Regions from separate parts of the Homo sapiens genome. Here region 2 is linked to region 1. A link is a contact called in ENCODE Hi-C or POLR2A ChIA-PET data. All regions are on one chromosome and are shown on one strand. Each heading gives the region's core, a stretch centred on a gene start or an enhancer-like site at or near the end of the contact. The rest is flanking DNA. Distances are from core to core; before and after follow the strand shown.

Region 1 (7,962 bases), core at 3,415-5,914:
GGCATAAATAATTAATTACAGATCACTTAAAGACTTTTAACAGTTCTCTTCATATATGTAAACAAAGGGACAATGTGCACCTGGCCTTACACTATTTCACTAAGTCAGAAAAAAATTAACATTTGTATAATAAATATGAATTGTACTGGGTGTCTACTTTTTGCCAGGCACTGTGCTAAATAGTTCACATGCATTATCATATTTAACTCTTCAAAAGAACCTTAAAGGTGACACTGTTTTTGTCCCTATGTTACAGAGGAAGAAACTGAGTTGAGAGATTAAGTTATTTGCCAATGAACATACAATTTGTAAATAATAGATGCTTTACAGCTGGTAAGGTAGTACTCATATTTTTACCCCCATTGAAAAAAAGGTGAAGAAGTTGCTTCTGGTTAAGTCCTTAGATATTCTTGAGACAGAACTTGGGATCAGAACCAGATAGGTCTGCAACTCTGGCCACCTGAAGACTTTTCAACCTCTTCTTGGACACAGAGTGTTTAGGTGGTCTTTGTTCAGCCAATCACTTAGCTTTCCCCATCCTGTCTTTCCTGCTTAGGGAAAGAATATCAACAAAATTCAAAATTCGAAGACTTACATGGAAGTCTAATATAATTTCGATAAGAAAAACAATAAATCAAACTTTATATTCAGTGCTTAAGACTTTGTATGCATTGACTAGATAAATTTCCTACACCCTCCCAGAAGAAACAGCTCCTTTTTTGAGACGGAATCTCGCTCTGCCGCCAGGCTAGAGTGCAGTGGCGGGATCTCAGCTCACTGCAACCTCCGCTTCCCAGGGTCAAGCGATTTTCCTGCCTCAGCCTCCTGAGTAGCTGGGATTACAGGCGCGCACCACCACACCCAGCTAATTTTTGTATTTTTAGTAGAGACGGGGTTTCACCATGTTGGCCAGGATGGTCTGGATCTCTTGACCGCGTGATCCGCCCCCCTCGGCTTCCCAAAGTACCGGGATTACAGGCATGAGCCACAGCGCCCGGCCAGTAGAAATAGCTCTTAAAAGTGTAGATAACCGGCCAGGCGTGGTGGCTCACGCCTGTAATCTCAGCTACTCAGGAGGCTGAGGCAGGAGAATGCTTGAACTCGGGAGGCGGAGGTTGCAGTGAGCCGAGATCGTGCCATTGCACTCCAGCCTGGGCGACAGAATGAGACTCCGTCTCAAAAAAAAAAAAAAAAAAAATGCAGATAACCAATGATTCAGCATACATTGCAATCATATAAAAAATGCTTCTGAATATGTATATGAGTAACATTTATATTCCTGTAATGAAAAACCTTTTGTGTGCACATAAACTCAAAAGGATATTATTATTCCTGGAATAATAATTTCATGTCAAGGAGAATAAAGTTTTGAAATAACTTGGAAGATGGTGAGGGTAATTTAGTATACTTTAAATACTTAAATACAATGAACTAGATATAATAAACCTGGCTTGAAAGATAGTCTTAGGGACCTGGCCCAACAAACACTGTTAAAATTTTTTAAAAATCAACTTGAAGCTCTCATAATTTCCCATTATCAAAACTACCCCCTGCAAATCTGTGAATCTAATCCAAGAAGTATGTCAATAGCTGGTTGTTTAAGGTTAGGTTTATGAAATAGTAACAGAACTGTGCAGGGGTCAAATATGCTTAAAATATGTCCAAACATGCTTAGGTCAAGTCAGTAAGAGTATCTGAAGCTAATAAAAGCATGGAATATTCTTGCGACTGAAAACCCAGCACACCGGATACTGCTATGTCTAAGCAGGTACTGTGCTCCGTTTCCCCCCTGCTGGCAGACCCTAGTCACTAAAAAACGATGAGCTTCTTTGACTAAGACTACATCACACATGCCCAGCAAGTATCTCTGGGGCTGGAAAGCAGTTAAGACCGAACCCGGGGAGAAACTGGGAACAGGAAAGAAATAAAAAACGCCTCATTATTCCCAAACCCATCCCATTTCCCAAAGTGCTGCCTATGTGCTGACTTTCTTAAAGACTCCCGCAAAATCTTGATTCTCCAAAAATTAAACCCATTTGGAGCTGAGACAAGGTGAGGTCCACGCCTGGTATAATCAGGCTACCATGGATCTAACTGAGTCTGGTTCGGTTCTAGCCCCGTGGAGGCCAAGCCTCACCACGAGGGTGAAGACCCGGAGGCATGGAGGAAGGGAATGAAGGAGAGAAAAGGAGAAAGGGGAGACCTCCGGGCCACACTTCTTTCTAGTACCAACAAAAAGAGAAGCCGCATACTGACCTAAATCATCTCTCAAAGGCGCTTTATAAATTACAGGGACAAAGGGAGGGGGTGGCGGGTGGCCTGGGAATCCTACAGACACCCTACCCTCTGACCCACCCCCCTCCCCCTCCAGCACAAGGGAAGGAAGACAGAAAACAGAGCTCAACTCGGCCATTGGCGAGAAGCCCCCTCCGGTTTTCTATCGCCCATCCATCCGCCCCCTAGAAAAAAAATCCACGTAAACACCATACCCACCCCCTGGGGCAGACACTCCCGCCCCGAGGTTCCTAGAACCGGAGGCCGGGGCATTTACTTAGTTAGATTTTTCTTGCTTACTCATTTCCCTCGAGCACCCAACCCCCCGTTCCCACTCCAAAACCCCGCTCAACCGCCTACCCTCACCGCTTCAGCCCCCAACAGAATCCGGTGCCCCCGCGGCGTCGGCGGCCCCCGAGCCGTCCCGGTCACTAACCTGCTGCTGTAAGGGCATTTCCGAAACCAGCCTGGCTCCGGGGGGAGGTGGGGGGCCGGCTGGAGAGGGGGCCCGGAGGGCCGAACAGACCGGCGGCGCAGGGCGAGGGCGGGCGCCGGTGGGGGGGTGGGGAGAGGAGAGGGAGGGTGGCGGTGCCGGGGGCGGGTGCGAGGGCGCCGGGACCGTCCCAGGCCAGGGAGCCGGCGAGCAGGAGGAAGTGGGTGCCCCCCTCTCCCCCTCCAGCGCCCCCTCCCGCCGCCGCCTCCTCCCCAGTCACAGGCGCGTCCTGCGCGCACGTGTGCGAAACGTCACCGGCGGGTCCCGGAGAGAGGGACAGACCCAGGCGGCGGGACGGGAACCCAGCTGCCCCCGCCCTCCGTCGCCGGGGGGCGGAGAGGGGGACAGGGCGGGGAAGGAAGGGGCAAGGGGAGAGGCGGGTCAAGGGCAGGCCCGGGGCCCGGCGAGGAAGGCCTGGGCGCTTGGGCCACGCGGGCGCCGCCGCTGCCACTGCCAGGATGCGCCCAGGCCAGAGCGCCAGCCCGCGAGCCCCTCACCCCAGACAGCCCACGCCCCAGTCCGCACCCGGCTTCCAGCCCCACCTCCCCCACGCCCGACTCCCCTCCACCTCCCCCAGCCCCTTTGTTGCCGGGAGTTACAGATCCTAAAATGTGTCAAGCGCAGCCCCGCCGATCCCCTGCGCTCCGAGCACGCCGCAGGGACCCCCGGCCGCCAACGAGCCTCCAAGGCCGACTGGGGGCTAGCACCCCAACAGTCCCCCGGTTTCAACCCCTCAGAGCCCCCCACACCCCAGTTCACTACTCCCTCCCCCACCCCCTTCTCCATCCGGGGCGTGACCCCTTCCTACGCCCGAGAAAGAGGAAGCTTCGAGTTGGAGGGGAAGGGAGAGTGGGGGTAGGGAAAAGTGCAGGAAAAGAAGGGGGGGCCGCGAAAAGTTTTGGAGTGTTTGATGTGGTTCGCGCCAAGGCAATCCCCGCCGCCCCGCGCGCCTGGCCGAGCCCCCCGACCCTCCTGGCGCCGGGAAGAGCACTCAGGTCTAACAATGAACCCTCGTTGGAGGGGCAGCCCCCGAGGCCCACGATGCTCGGCCCAGTGCTCTCCCCGAGCGGCCCGCAGCGCGCCCACGACCCCGCGCGGTGCGAGCCCACCTCCCGCCGGGGCTGGGGACGGTGGGGAGGGAGGGTATTACCGGAGGGCCGCCGCCGCCGCCGCTGCCGCCGCGTCCCAGCGCTGGTGGCTGCTGCAGCAGCCCGGCTCTGCTGGAGGGTCCGTGCGGCGTGGTGTAGAGGAGGCTGCCGGCGGTCTGCTCCGCGCCGGGGGCACTGGGGAGGAGGGGGCCGGCGGCTACGGCGCCGCTTTGGAGGGAGGAGGAACAGGAGGTGGTGGAAGTGTTCGTGGTGAGGATCTGGATGTACGCGCCCGGGGCGGCGGCAGCGGCGGCGGCGGCGGCGAAGCCGGGGCTGGCTAGCAGTGCCCTTTTGTCCATGGAGGCTGCAGCGGCGGCGGCGACGACAGCCGCCCCCTCCCCACCCCCGGCGGTCACCAGGTACTGCTCCAGAGCGGGCTGGATTCCCTTTCTCATCTCTCGCTCCTGCTCTTTTTAGTGTTATGGTATATTAATGTATTGTTTTCAATTTCTTTATTATTTGCAGTCGGAGTTTCCAAGTCTCTCCTCCTTCTCTCCTCCCCGCCCGGCGCTTCCGAGCCCCCTCTCTCTCTTTTCTTTTTATTTTTCCGCACCGCACAGGCCCCGGGGGCCAAAAATAATCGGGGCTCTGGAGAGAGGAGGGTCCCGGCCGCACGGATATCGGGCCCCAAGCGGGGATGGAGGCGTCGGGGGCGGCCGATGCAACGGATTGCGAGGCGGCGGCGGCAGCCCGGGTGCTGCGGCCGGCAGCTGAAAAATGGCTCCAGGAAGCTGCTGCTGACAATGAATGAAGGGATACGGTTTACGCGCCAAGGTCCTCCCGCGAAACTCGGATTTCCCGCCGGCTTTTCAAACCATATTTGCATATCCCCGCCCCTCAACCCGCCGAGGACCGTTCCCACAGCCCATTGGGCCGCTACCTCCTTACTTCAGTCCCAATCATGGAGCAGGGCCGCGACTTGCTGGTTTCCATTGGCTGCCGTGCATCATGGTTACCGGGGCGACAGGGACCCTATTTGCATAGGCCTCCTTGATTGGCTGGCAGAAGAGCAGTTTTTAGGGGGTGGGGCAAAGAATTTCCTTCTCTCCCACGGAAGACCACGCCTGGCCTAGGCTCCGCCCCTGTCCCCGCCCGCCCGCCGGGCCGGCGCTACTGACCTGGGCAGGGACTCCGCGCCCCGCAGACTCAGTGTAGATCTAGTCTAGAGCCCAAGTTTCGCTTTTGGAAATTGTCAAGGTGACTAAGGGAACACTCTTTCCTTTGACCAGTCAGTGCAATAAACGAACAGCGCAGGAGATTTTTCCAGATACGTGCCAAAGGCAAGTTGGACCATGCGGACGATGTCTGGCAGGTGCAAAAGGAGCCCTTTAAATCGTGGGCTTCTCCCTTCCTGAAATCCAACCAATGACGCGGCGAGAGCTGATCCCGAGGCCGGGGCTGATAGACAGAAGCATGTGGGCAGACAGAATCGTGGGGGCAGAAGGTTCAGCAGACGCGATTGCGGGCACCAGTTAACATTCCAGATCATTCCCGGTACCTTCATTATTAGCCTGGATAGGGGTAAAGTACAAATTAACTCTTTTGTCTTACAACGGATATTGGTTTGAATCCAGCAGACATTCCCTCTGGCCCAGAAACACCCAGGGCAGTTAATCAGGGCTAACCTAGAACTGATCTACGGGTTTCTAATCCGCCAAGCAGTAATCCGAAAAAGTACACGCTTCCCACGATGACGTCGTGCCCCCAACGAACGCAGGCACGCCCAGGCATCAGCACTTTATATCTTCAGTTTTGTAGGAAGTTCTCTGACTGGAAGCAAACACAACGACTCAAACCTATCCCAAAGTATTTTTAAAATAGTGTCTTTTTTTAAAAAGTAAACTAGAAATTGTCATCAGAAAAATATAAAATGATGTGTCAAACTGACTCCTGAATTTGTTCAAGTATTCATGGGTCTTAAAATTAAAGCTTGCTCCTGAGATTGAGCAGGAAAAGAGACCCCTGCAGGAATGTGGGGGAAGTTATGTATGTAGAGACTAGATCATAATTTATAGTTACGTGCAAAACAGCTGCAGAATTGGTGCTCATAGGTGATGAGGATTGCAACACCTTGAGCCCTTTCACAAGATTTTTATTACTATTATTAATTTCCCAAAACTCTTACTCAGAGTGCTATGAAACACCTGACAAGATGTGTCAGATCAGGCTAGGACTCCTTAATATTTTAGCCTTGTTACCTTTTCTGAAACAGATGAGTTAAAAGTTCCATTAAACCTTGCACCAGGCTCAGGAATATTTTAGTCTTGCATTCAGGCTAGTTGAGGATCCATAGCCCTAAACATTTGTCGACACTGGTAGAGGTGACACTATCTTTATTTTTTGAGACAGAGTCTTGCTGTTGTTGCCCAGGCTGGAGTGCCATGGCACGATCTCAGCTCACTGCAACCTCTGCCTCCTGGGTTCAAGCAATTCTTCTGCCTCAGCTTCCTGAGTAGCTGGGACTACAGGTACGTGCCACCACGCCCAGCTAATTTTTGTATTTTTAGTAGAGACAGGGTTTCATCATGTTGGCCAGGCTGGTCTTGAACTCCTGACCCTAGGAGATCCGCCTCCCTTGGCCTCCCAAAGTGCTGGGATTACAGGCATGAGCCACCGCGCCTGGCCAGAAGTGACACTATCTTTAGGGCAGATTAAGTGGTACTCAAAGGGCATGAGCTAGAAGTGTAATATACCAGCAGCTTCCCTGCTCTTGTTCCATCAATGTTGCTTTCCTCTATGGATATACCTGTGGAAGAAACTAGTACTGTCACTACTTGGATATTACCATCTGCAGAGCATCACTGGCAGCTTGCATTTGGTGGCAGTAGTGGGGGTTGTGAGGGAGGAGTGGTGCAACATACACAGTAATTATAGACCTGCGCCTTATGATTAGAGACCAGCCTGGGACTGGGGCTGTGCATAGAATCCTGGCTTGAGCTCCCCACAAGTGATTGCAATAAGATAAATACGACACAGCCACAAGAAAGCAAGTGTTCACACTCTAGACCCACACCTGCAATTCTGCTTTAGAAAGCTTTCAGATATTTATCATTCTACCTTACCCAAGTTTTTTTAATATAGGGTATTTGGTAGAGAAACAGATGTTTTGACACTTTATGTCTAGTGAACTCTAGGATGAGTAGGTGGAGAGAAGAGTTCAAAGAGAGAAGATAGTGGAAGATAAGATGCTGAAATCCAAGGTAGGCTATTAATTTGTGGAAGAGGTAGCATGTTTTAGCAGAAAGAATGAGCTTTGGAGTCAGAGTGATCTGGGTTTAAATTCTGGCTCTGCCATTTACTAGCTATATAGCTAGGGGTGGTGGCTCACGCCTGTAATCCCAGCACTTTGGGAGGCCAAGGAGGGCAGATCACCTGAGGCCAGGAGTTTGAGACCAGCCTGGCAAACATGGTGTAACCCCATCTCTACTGAAAATACAAATATTAGGCTGGACATGGTGGCTCACGCTTGTAATCCCAGCACTTTAGGAAGCCAAGGCGGGCGGATCACCTGAGGTCAGGAGTTCAAGACCAACCTGGCCAACATAGTGAAACTCCTTCTCTACTAAAAATACAAAAATTAGTCAGGCGTGGTGGCATGCACCTGTAATCCCAGCTACTCGGGAGGCTGAGGCAGGAGAATCACTTGGACCTGGGAGGCGGAGTTGCAGTGAGCCATGATCATGCCACTGCACTCCAGCCTGGGCAACAGAGCAAGACTCTGTCTCAAAAAATAAAAATAAAAAAGTCTGTTTTCTTATATGTCAAATGGAGACCCATATTTCGACACCCATATTGCTAGGTTTTGATGGAAAGAGGCAATAATACATGTAAAGTGCCAGGCATATAGCAAATGCCCAATAAGTGGCAGCTATTTATGAATCTACTTACATGTGTGATCCTGCTTTGCAGCTCTTTGTCCAACCTGACTCTCAGCGTCTAATCTTCCTAGAGCCCCTGGATGTCCACTGGCTAGGGCAGCTTAGCTTTGTCCCATACTAGGAGTGCAGCCATGTCCTGGTTAGTTGCAATCATAGAATCCTGACTCAG
Region 2 (7,962 bases), core at 1,951-4,450, 5.8 Mb before region 1:
CATTCCCCAGCAGTGAAAACCTTTTGTCATCATCCTACCTTGTGCAGCAGAAGCTACATCCTGCCAGAAGGAGGTTTTCTTTCCCTTTCTACCTCCTCCAGTCCTCCGTACTCAGGGGCATCTAGGAAAGGATAAATTGTACTGCAAAGGGGGCTTCAGTCCTGCGATAACTATTGCCTACGTGCAGTCAGGCACCTTAATGATTGACTATTTGGTTTCTGCCGTTACCCGGAGGACTTTTAACCTGAAAGCTGCCAAAAAAAAAAAAAAAAAAAAAAAAAAAAACCTATAAATTAAATGACTTTCAGAAAAAGACGGTTTAGCAAAAGAATTTTAAGGTGTCTCAGAAGCTGCTTCTTTTTCCTGCACCTCAGCGCCTAGGATCCGCCTTTCCCTGCCCCACTCGCTTAAGAGCTTCAGACAGAAACTGGCCCAATTACAAAACAAATCAGAAACCTTTGTAATAGTTCCGTGTTCAGCTCACATTGTCTTCAGCCTTTACTTGCAGTTATTACATATCTGCATGGTAAAAATTTTACAAGAAAATGGGCGGGGGTGGTGGTGGAGAAAGCTCCAAACATAAGGAAGTTGTCAAGAGCGTGCACTTTCGTGCTCAGGGCGGGCCGTCACCACACCGAGTCCCGGATCAACATCACGATCAACTTGGAAATCTGCACACGGAAACCAAAGAGCTGTACATTTACAATACTTTCAGTTTATGCTAGTGTTATGTGATACTAAATGAGCTAACGATCTAATACGTACCCATAGCACTCAATTTCTAGTACCTATTGTTATTCCCTGTAACTTCCAAGTTATTTCCTCTGCAGTACTAACGTAACATTAAAGATTGGTACTGTGGTGCTAAGTCCAATAACCCCCCTTTTGAATGAAATGATTACAACTCATTTATTGAAAACATGCGTGGCTCTTAAAAGAGCCTTTGGGATTAGGTGTAAAGATGCTTACTTGGCAAAGTTACTTGGAACTGGTGTACTTGGTGACGGCCTTGGTGCCCTCCGACACGGCGTGCTTGGCCAGCTCCCCCGGAAGCAGCAGGCGCACGGCCGTCTGGATCTCCCTGGAGGTGATGGTCGAGCGCTTGTTGTAATGCGCCAGGCGGGAAGCCTCGCCTGCGATGCGCTCGAAGATGTCGTTGACGAAGGAATTCATGATCCCCATTGCCTTGGAAGAGATGCCGGTGTCGGGATGGACCTGCTTCAGCACCTTGTACACATACACTGAATAGCTCTCCTTGCGGCTGCGCTTGCGCTTCTTCCCGTCCTTCTTCTGAGCCTTAGTCACCGCCTTCTTGGAGCCCTTCTTTGGGGCAGGAGCAGACTTGGTAGGTTCAGGCATCGTAGCGTTAATAGTTAGAACACTGTTGCAAACACCTGAGAAAATAATCACTCCCGCCGAGGCCCTGTTCATTTATAGATGCGGTATTCAAATGAGGTTAATCAGATTTCGTTTATGATTGGATTAATTTTAGAGTGTCGTCACAAATGCCAATGTAAACGACACTTAAAAGTCTACCTTTTCATTGGCTATTTCGTTCCTTTACTTGTACCCAATGAGAAAGCCCAGACCAGACTACCCGAGGCTACTATAAATAGGCCTCTTTAGGCAAGACAGCTGTGCACTTCGCTTGGAGCAGTTGGTTTTTGAGATCCGACTTTTTTAACATTGTGGTGTCAGAACTTACACCGAAAGATACTTAACAGATTAGGAGAACTCACATTCCTTTCTTCCTTTAACAAAGTATGGGACTCGTTGCATACAGAAGCCGTGCTAATTGGGACATCCCCCCCCCCCAAGTCTGTCAGTTTTACGTTTCGGCAAGTCCTTAATCCATCCAAATGCCACATTTAAGGACCAAGTATTTTTCTGCAGTGTCGGTTTCTAATTTTCAGTTATGTGGCAGTAGTCTCCCCAAGCACTTGAAATGTAGCCCTTCGGAAATAATGTCAGTACTATGCCACTTGTCCTAAGACGTACTCCTCTGAAGTCCCTCACTGCCTGCCATACTCGATAGGGATAACCAGTAGGCTTGTAACCAGCACAGAAACTGATACACTGTGCCGTGTTTGGAACTCGGAAAAACCCAGCTTAGAAACCCGGGAAAATCCCAACATTTTTTTTCCCATGCTATCTGGAGGCCAGGGCCTGCTAAAAGTGCAAAGCACAAGGGAGGCCCAAATGGGTTCAACTCCGACACTCGAGAACGCAAAATCGAGATGACGCCACTGCACTCCGGCTTGGGCGACGCGACGCCTTAGTCAAAAATAGCTCCGGAGACACACAAAATCCCACTCCTCTCCCCGACTTTGTTCCCGGGAGACCCGCCCCTGCTTAGCAGCGTTTTCCCGAGCCACGCCCCCTAATAGTGCAACAGCTCTTTTACTGAGAGCGGTGGGTGGCTCTGAAAAGAGCCTTTGGGTTGTGTTGGGCTTCTAAGCAGTTGGCCAAAGGAACTTTCTACTTTTTCTTGGCTGCCGCCTTCTTTGGCTTGGCTGCCTTGGGCTTGGCGGTCTTTGGTTTAGCCGCCTTGGGTTTAACTGCTTTGGCCTTCGCTGGGCTCTTGGGCGCCTTTTTTGGCTTGGCTGCTTTCGCCTTTTTCGGGCTTTTCGCTTTTTTGGCTCCAGCAGCTGCAGCCGGCTTCTTCGCCTTCTTTGGGGTCTTCTTGGCGCTCTTCTTGGGGGTGGCCGCCCCCGTCGCCTTCTTGGGCTTCTTCGCCGCTCCTGCTGGCTTCTTGGCCTTGGCCGCGCCTGCCTTTTTAGCCTTAGGCTTGGCTTCCCCAGAGGCCGCCTTCTTGTTGAGTTTGAAGGAACCCGACGCGCCGGTGCCCTTGGTCTGCACCAGGGTGCCCTTGCTCACCAGGCTCTTGAGACCCAGCTTGATGCGGCTGTTGTTCTTCTCCACGTCATAGCCAGCGGCTGCCAGCGCTTTCTTGAGAGCGGCCAAAGATACGCCGCTGCGCTCCTTGGAGGCGGCAACAGCTTTAGTAATGAGCTCGGACACCGGGGGCCCAGACGCTTTGCGCTTGGCCGCACCTGCAGACTTGCGGGCCTTCTTCTTCACGGGAGTCTTCTCGGCAGGGGCCGGAGCAGCGGGCGCGGCAGGCGCAGTCTCGGACATGTTGAAGGCAAGCGTGAGCGAGAGCAATTCGAGCCGGAAGCAGAGGCACTGGCCGGGACTCGAGCCGCGGCGCTGCGCCCGCCCGTTTATATAGGGCGGAGCTGCGCCGTGATTGGTGCGCTGTCCAGCCCGCCTCGCTGGCAGCCGCAGAGTGTCCTCTCGGATCCCGAGTTGTGTTTGTTACACCTCAAAAAAAGCCAAAAATATAAAAATTGTCTACACCGAACTGCCCGGTTTTTCTCAGATAATGATCCCCGAACCCTCAGGCTTCACGCAGATCTCAAATTATAAGGGAAGCACAAAGCCTTGTGCCAAAAACTTGCAATATTTCCCGCCGTGCTTGGCAAATTTCAACTCAGAGAAACAAAACTTTCTATTTTCTTCGTAAATTATAAACCGATCTTTAACTGTGGACTTTTCTGACCTCTCAAATATGATACTCCAAGTGGTTAGCTTCTTATATATCCAAAAAGCATGCCACTGGCATTAAGATTTTTATTACAAATCTGCACTTAAGTGAGGGAAGTAACACAGGCTCCTCGGAGAGTCCTGCCTATTGAGCCGAGGGCATTTGAGTTCATCAAACTGGTTTAGTTTAATGCCAAACAAATTATTGCCCATTTGAGATTAAGTTTTGGACCCCTGGGACATCAATCTATACAGCCATGGTTTTACATCTGTCCGCTACATCTGAGTTTTTAAACAATTCTTTGGATAATTCTTTCCCTTTCTGCTCCCAAGGGTTGGGGGCGGGGCTGTTGCTTCTCTCTTCCTCTGGACAATTGCTCCATGGATTGAGATACCTTGAATTCAGGGTATTTGGGAACGAAGGGAAGTCCAAAATGTACTCAGGGTACAGAGATGAAAAAGGATTAATTTTCAAATGTGATGTTCATAAAGTCACTGGAAGTGGAGGTGCACTTTACTTTAAAGCATTTGTCTGCAGCCTTGCTGAGTGCTTTTGGCATATGCTTCAGAACCAAATTGCAATAAAGTAGCTTAGAGCTGAAATTCAAGCATTGATGATAAGGCAAAATAAATAAGAAACGTAGATTGAAACATCTACTCCCATTATTAGTGAAACCCAGCCCCTATTATTACTGAATAGTTGAGGAATGACTAGTCCACTCACCACGTATGGTTTCAATCCCCCTGAAGATTGTATTCCAATGCTTCCCAGAGCTCAATAGAAAGAAAAATAAGTGACATGTAGTGATTAAACGACAAGTTCAAATTTCGATCTCAGAAGTAGAGCTTTGAGAGTCTATCTAAGCTATTATAAATCATTGCCCTCTGAAAACATCCTTTGAACAATGTCTGAGTGAATTTCTTTAGGTAGTTGCCCAATCAAGAAGAGTGTATGTAAGCTGGCAATGAAAGCCCAACCAAAAGAATTATTTCTGGTCCGGGCGCGGTGGCTCACGCCTGTAATCCCAGCACTTTGGGAGGCCGAGACGGGCGGATCACGAGGTCAGGAGATCAAGACCATCCTGGCTAACACGGTGAAACCCTGTATCTACTAAAAGTACAAAAAATTAGCCGGGTGCGGTGGCGGGCGCCTGCAGTCCCAGCTACTCGGGAGACTGAGGCAGGAGAATGGCGTGAACCCGGGAGGCGGAGCTTGCAGTGAGCCTAGATAGTGCCACTGCAGTCAGGCCTAGGCGAAAGAGCAAGACTCCGTCTCAAAAAAAAAAAAAAAAAGAATTTTTTCTGAAAAACGATATGGCTGGAACAGTATGGGTGGAACTACAAGCCACTTATCATGGAAACAAAATAAAATTTTGCCCAGTGCTATAAGGTGATATGATACTGTTCTGTGGACGTGGTTGATTGTAATATGGCGTTGGATATCATTTTAAATTTTAATTTCATTGCCCAAAATCTCCAGACACAAATTCTGCTACTGAAATAAGGAGAATATAGAATTTTGATATAACACGAGTGAAATGTATCAAAACAGTACTGTTTAATGTTGAATTTGTTATAAAAGTGATGTAAATTATCAATGTTTTTAATATCTTGATGTGTATTTTCAATCTAATTATTGCACATCAGTGCAAAAATAAATATGCCCTTTGGTATTTATTGAAATAAAAAGGGAGATGGATAAATCTCCAAAACAGACTAGGGAAACTGATTATATGGGCATTTGATTCCAGAATGGTAATATTATACCTATTTAATGACAACAAAAACCACTCCTGTAAATGACTGAAACTTACACAACACATGGAAGTTTGCTTTCACATGCCTCACTTTATCCAGTGTATTCCTCATGGCTAGGAAGGAGTTAAACTCTCCAAATTCTGTGGTCTTTCAACTTCCACTGCTTGCCTCCTTAAGGTGTGGTGTGTTTTCTTTACTTTACTTTTCTTTTCTTTTTTTGAGACAGAGTCTCACTGTGTCACCCAGGCTGGAGTGCAATGGCGCGATCTTGGTTCACTGCAACCACTGCCTCTGCCTCCAAATGCATGGGCTGGGAGAGGTGGCTCACGCCGGTAATCCTAGCACTTTGAGATGCTGAGGCGAATGGATGACTTGAGATCAGGAGTCCGAGGCCAGCCTGACCAACAAGGTGAAACCCCATCTCTGCTAAAATAAAATAATAATAATAATAATAATAATAATAATAATAATAGTTAGGTGTGGTGGTGTAATCCCAGCTACTCGGGAGGCTGAGGCAGGAAAAGCCCTTGAACCAGGAAGGCGGAGGTTGCAGTGAACGTGCTCTCGAGCCTTGGTGACAGAGATTGAGGATTGACCACTATGAAATCAAGCATCTATTTGACACTTGTCGGTGATGAAATAGGAACAATAACAAAAGGCCTTACTTTCTTATTGGTCAGCGGGCTGGCTATCTCAGAACTAGGCGTGTGTGCACACACACATGTTCATGCATGTGTTCTATTTTTTATTTTGTTATTATTTTTTTGAGATGGAGTTTCGCTCTTGTCACCGAGGCTAGAGTGCAATCAATGGAGCGATTTCTGCTCACTGCAAAGTCCACTTCCCGGGTTCAAGCGATTCTCCTGTCTCAGCCGCCCAAGTAGCTGGGATTACAGGTGCCCGCCACCACACCCAGCTAATTTTTGTATTTTTAGTAGAGACAGGGTTTCACCATGTTGGTCAGGCTGGTCTCCAACTCCTGATATCAGGTGATCCACCCGCCTCGGCCTCCCAAACTGCTGGGATTACAGGTATGAACCACCCAGTCATGCATGTGTTTTAAACATAGATTCTGAGGCCTTGCTCAAGATTATTCTGACATAATAACTCTTCAGTAGGTCCTCAGAATCTGAATATTTATCAGTTTTCTCATGCCACTCTTATGCCGAGCCAAGTTTGGCAACTCTGCTGAACTCACTAGAGATGACCAATAGGGCAAATGTGCTTCCTGTCACGTGAGTTCTCCCAGGGATTTCTGGGCGTGTCTGTGAGATCTTAGAAAAGATATCCATGCTGAATATGACCATATATTGGAAAGACGGGGACAGCATTAGTCCAATCTTGACTTCCTTTGATTCACACCTGGCTGGCCACTATAGTGGGCTGAAGAAGGAGAAAGGAGAGTAACTAAAGTTAAGCATCCAATGAGTCATTATTTTCCAACCACAGAAGGTAGACTGAACCTTGGCTGCTTATGGACTACTTGAATCCTCTAGTACAGCATCTACATTCCTTATCCATTTTATCATTTTTAATGATAGTCATCCTTCCCATTTGTTGGCTACTGTACTACATGCTATCTGAAATTTTTTTTCCCCCACAACTGGGCTGCAGCCTGAGTTACCTGCATTCTTACTTAGTCAGTGTAACAATCCTCTGTTATGGATAGTATTTCTACTTTACAAAGTAGGAAATGGACATGCAGAGGTTAACAAGTTCTCTTGAGAAAACTGTTGGTAAGAGGTACATTGCAGATTCCAGCACACGTTGGTTTTACTTCAAAGCATGTATGCTTATTAAACAGTGTTTTCTCAAACTACAGGTCTGAACAAGCATGAAAAGTTGTGAAATCAGTTTAGTTGTCAAGGACAAAATATTTCTCTTTTTAGTGAAATAGAATAGAATATAAAATACCAGTTTTCGTTGCATGTAGTTTTAGTTATATACACAAATCTTGGTGTGTTAGGCCCCTTAGTAAAAGACATTTCTACTGTGCCTGTTCACATGTCCACAGTATGTCTTCCTTGTGCAATTTCTTGAGCTTTTATAGTCATAAAATATTATCAAGTATGTTATTCTTTAATGAGCTAAGAAAGTAATTTGATATCATTGACATTTTTAAAGTCTCTAAGGTACCCTGAGTGGTGGAAAATGGGGGACACTCTAATTGTTTTTATTTTGGACATGATAGCAGTAATATGCAGCTACAAATATGACTATGAACTAAGGGGAACAATGTGATTTGCAGAAAAGTTGAAATAAAAGAGAAGATTGTGCTTGGTTGCTTTTACCTCACAGTTCTGCAGTCAAAGAGCTTAATTCTGAATTTCTGTATTTTAATATGATGTTACCATGATTGTTTCATTAAAGATAGAGTTTGGAAAAGAGGTGCTTTATGCTAGACAGATGGACTATATAGTATCTTCAACATTGTTTCCTTTTTACTTAAGTCAATAATTAACACTGTGGTTTGCACACCCATGGTTATTCATCACAGCAATGTTTGGAATTATAAAATATTTCAAAAAACTTTAATGCCCCACATAAGAGAGTGGTTGGATAAAGTAGGATGCATTTACACAGTGCAGTAATATGCAGCTACAAAAATGACTAAGATCTCTATGAACTAGTATCAATTCCAGGATATACATTTAAGTG

Evidence for each region. Hi-C counts contacts between places; a loop is a spot of excess contacts on that map. ChIA-PET counts read pairs that join two places held with the same protein, here RNA polymerase II (POLR2A). Pooled maps may share reads with other maps.
Region 2: a pooled map shows a loop between it and region 1 (7-fold over the local background). The contact joins the promoter of H1-4 here to the promoter of E2F3 in region 1. A Hi-C loop is called at or near these places in 5 of 50 pooled maps. POLR2A ChIA-PET finds 5 or more read pairs at or near these places in 2 of 52 experiments (K562 and activated CD4-positive, alpha-beta T cell).

The regions. Positions count from the first base shown.
Region 1 is chr6:20,398,581-20,406,542 of GRCh38, reverse strand. E2F3 (E2F transcription factor 3) reads right to left here and starts at 4,664. Exons shown (of 7, transcript NM_001949.5): 1 at 3,918-4,664. The coding sequence starts at 4,310. It overlaps LOC124901482, which reads left to right and starts at 3,771. Exons shown (of 3, transcript XM_047419652.1): 1 at 3,771-4,118; 2 at 4,163-4,274; 3 at 4,381-5,802. The coding sequence starts at 3,771. The coding sequence ends at 4,988. RefSeq lists silencers at 2,710-3,329, 3,530-3,999, 4,850-5,089 and an enhancer at 4,227-4,751.
Region 2 is chr6:26,151,567-26,159,528 of GRCh38, reverse strand. H1-4 (H1.4 linker histone, cluster member) reads right to left here and starts at 3,200. Exons shown (of 1, transcript NM_005321.3): 1 at 2,414-3,200. The coding sequence starts at 3,138. The coding sequence ends at 2,479. It overlaps H2BC5 (H2B clustered histone 5), which reads right to left and starts at 1,407. Exons shown (of 1, transcript NM_021063.4): 1 at 922-1,407. The coding sequence starts at 1,359. The coding sequence ends at 979. RefSeq lists silencers at 1-28, 2,357-2,406 and enhancers at 1,027-1,076, 1,216-1,967, 2,697-2,776, 3,037-3,196, 2,721-3,472.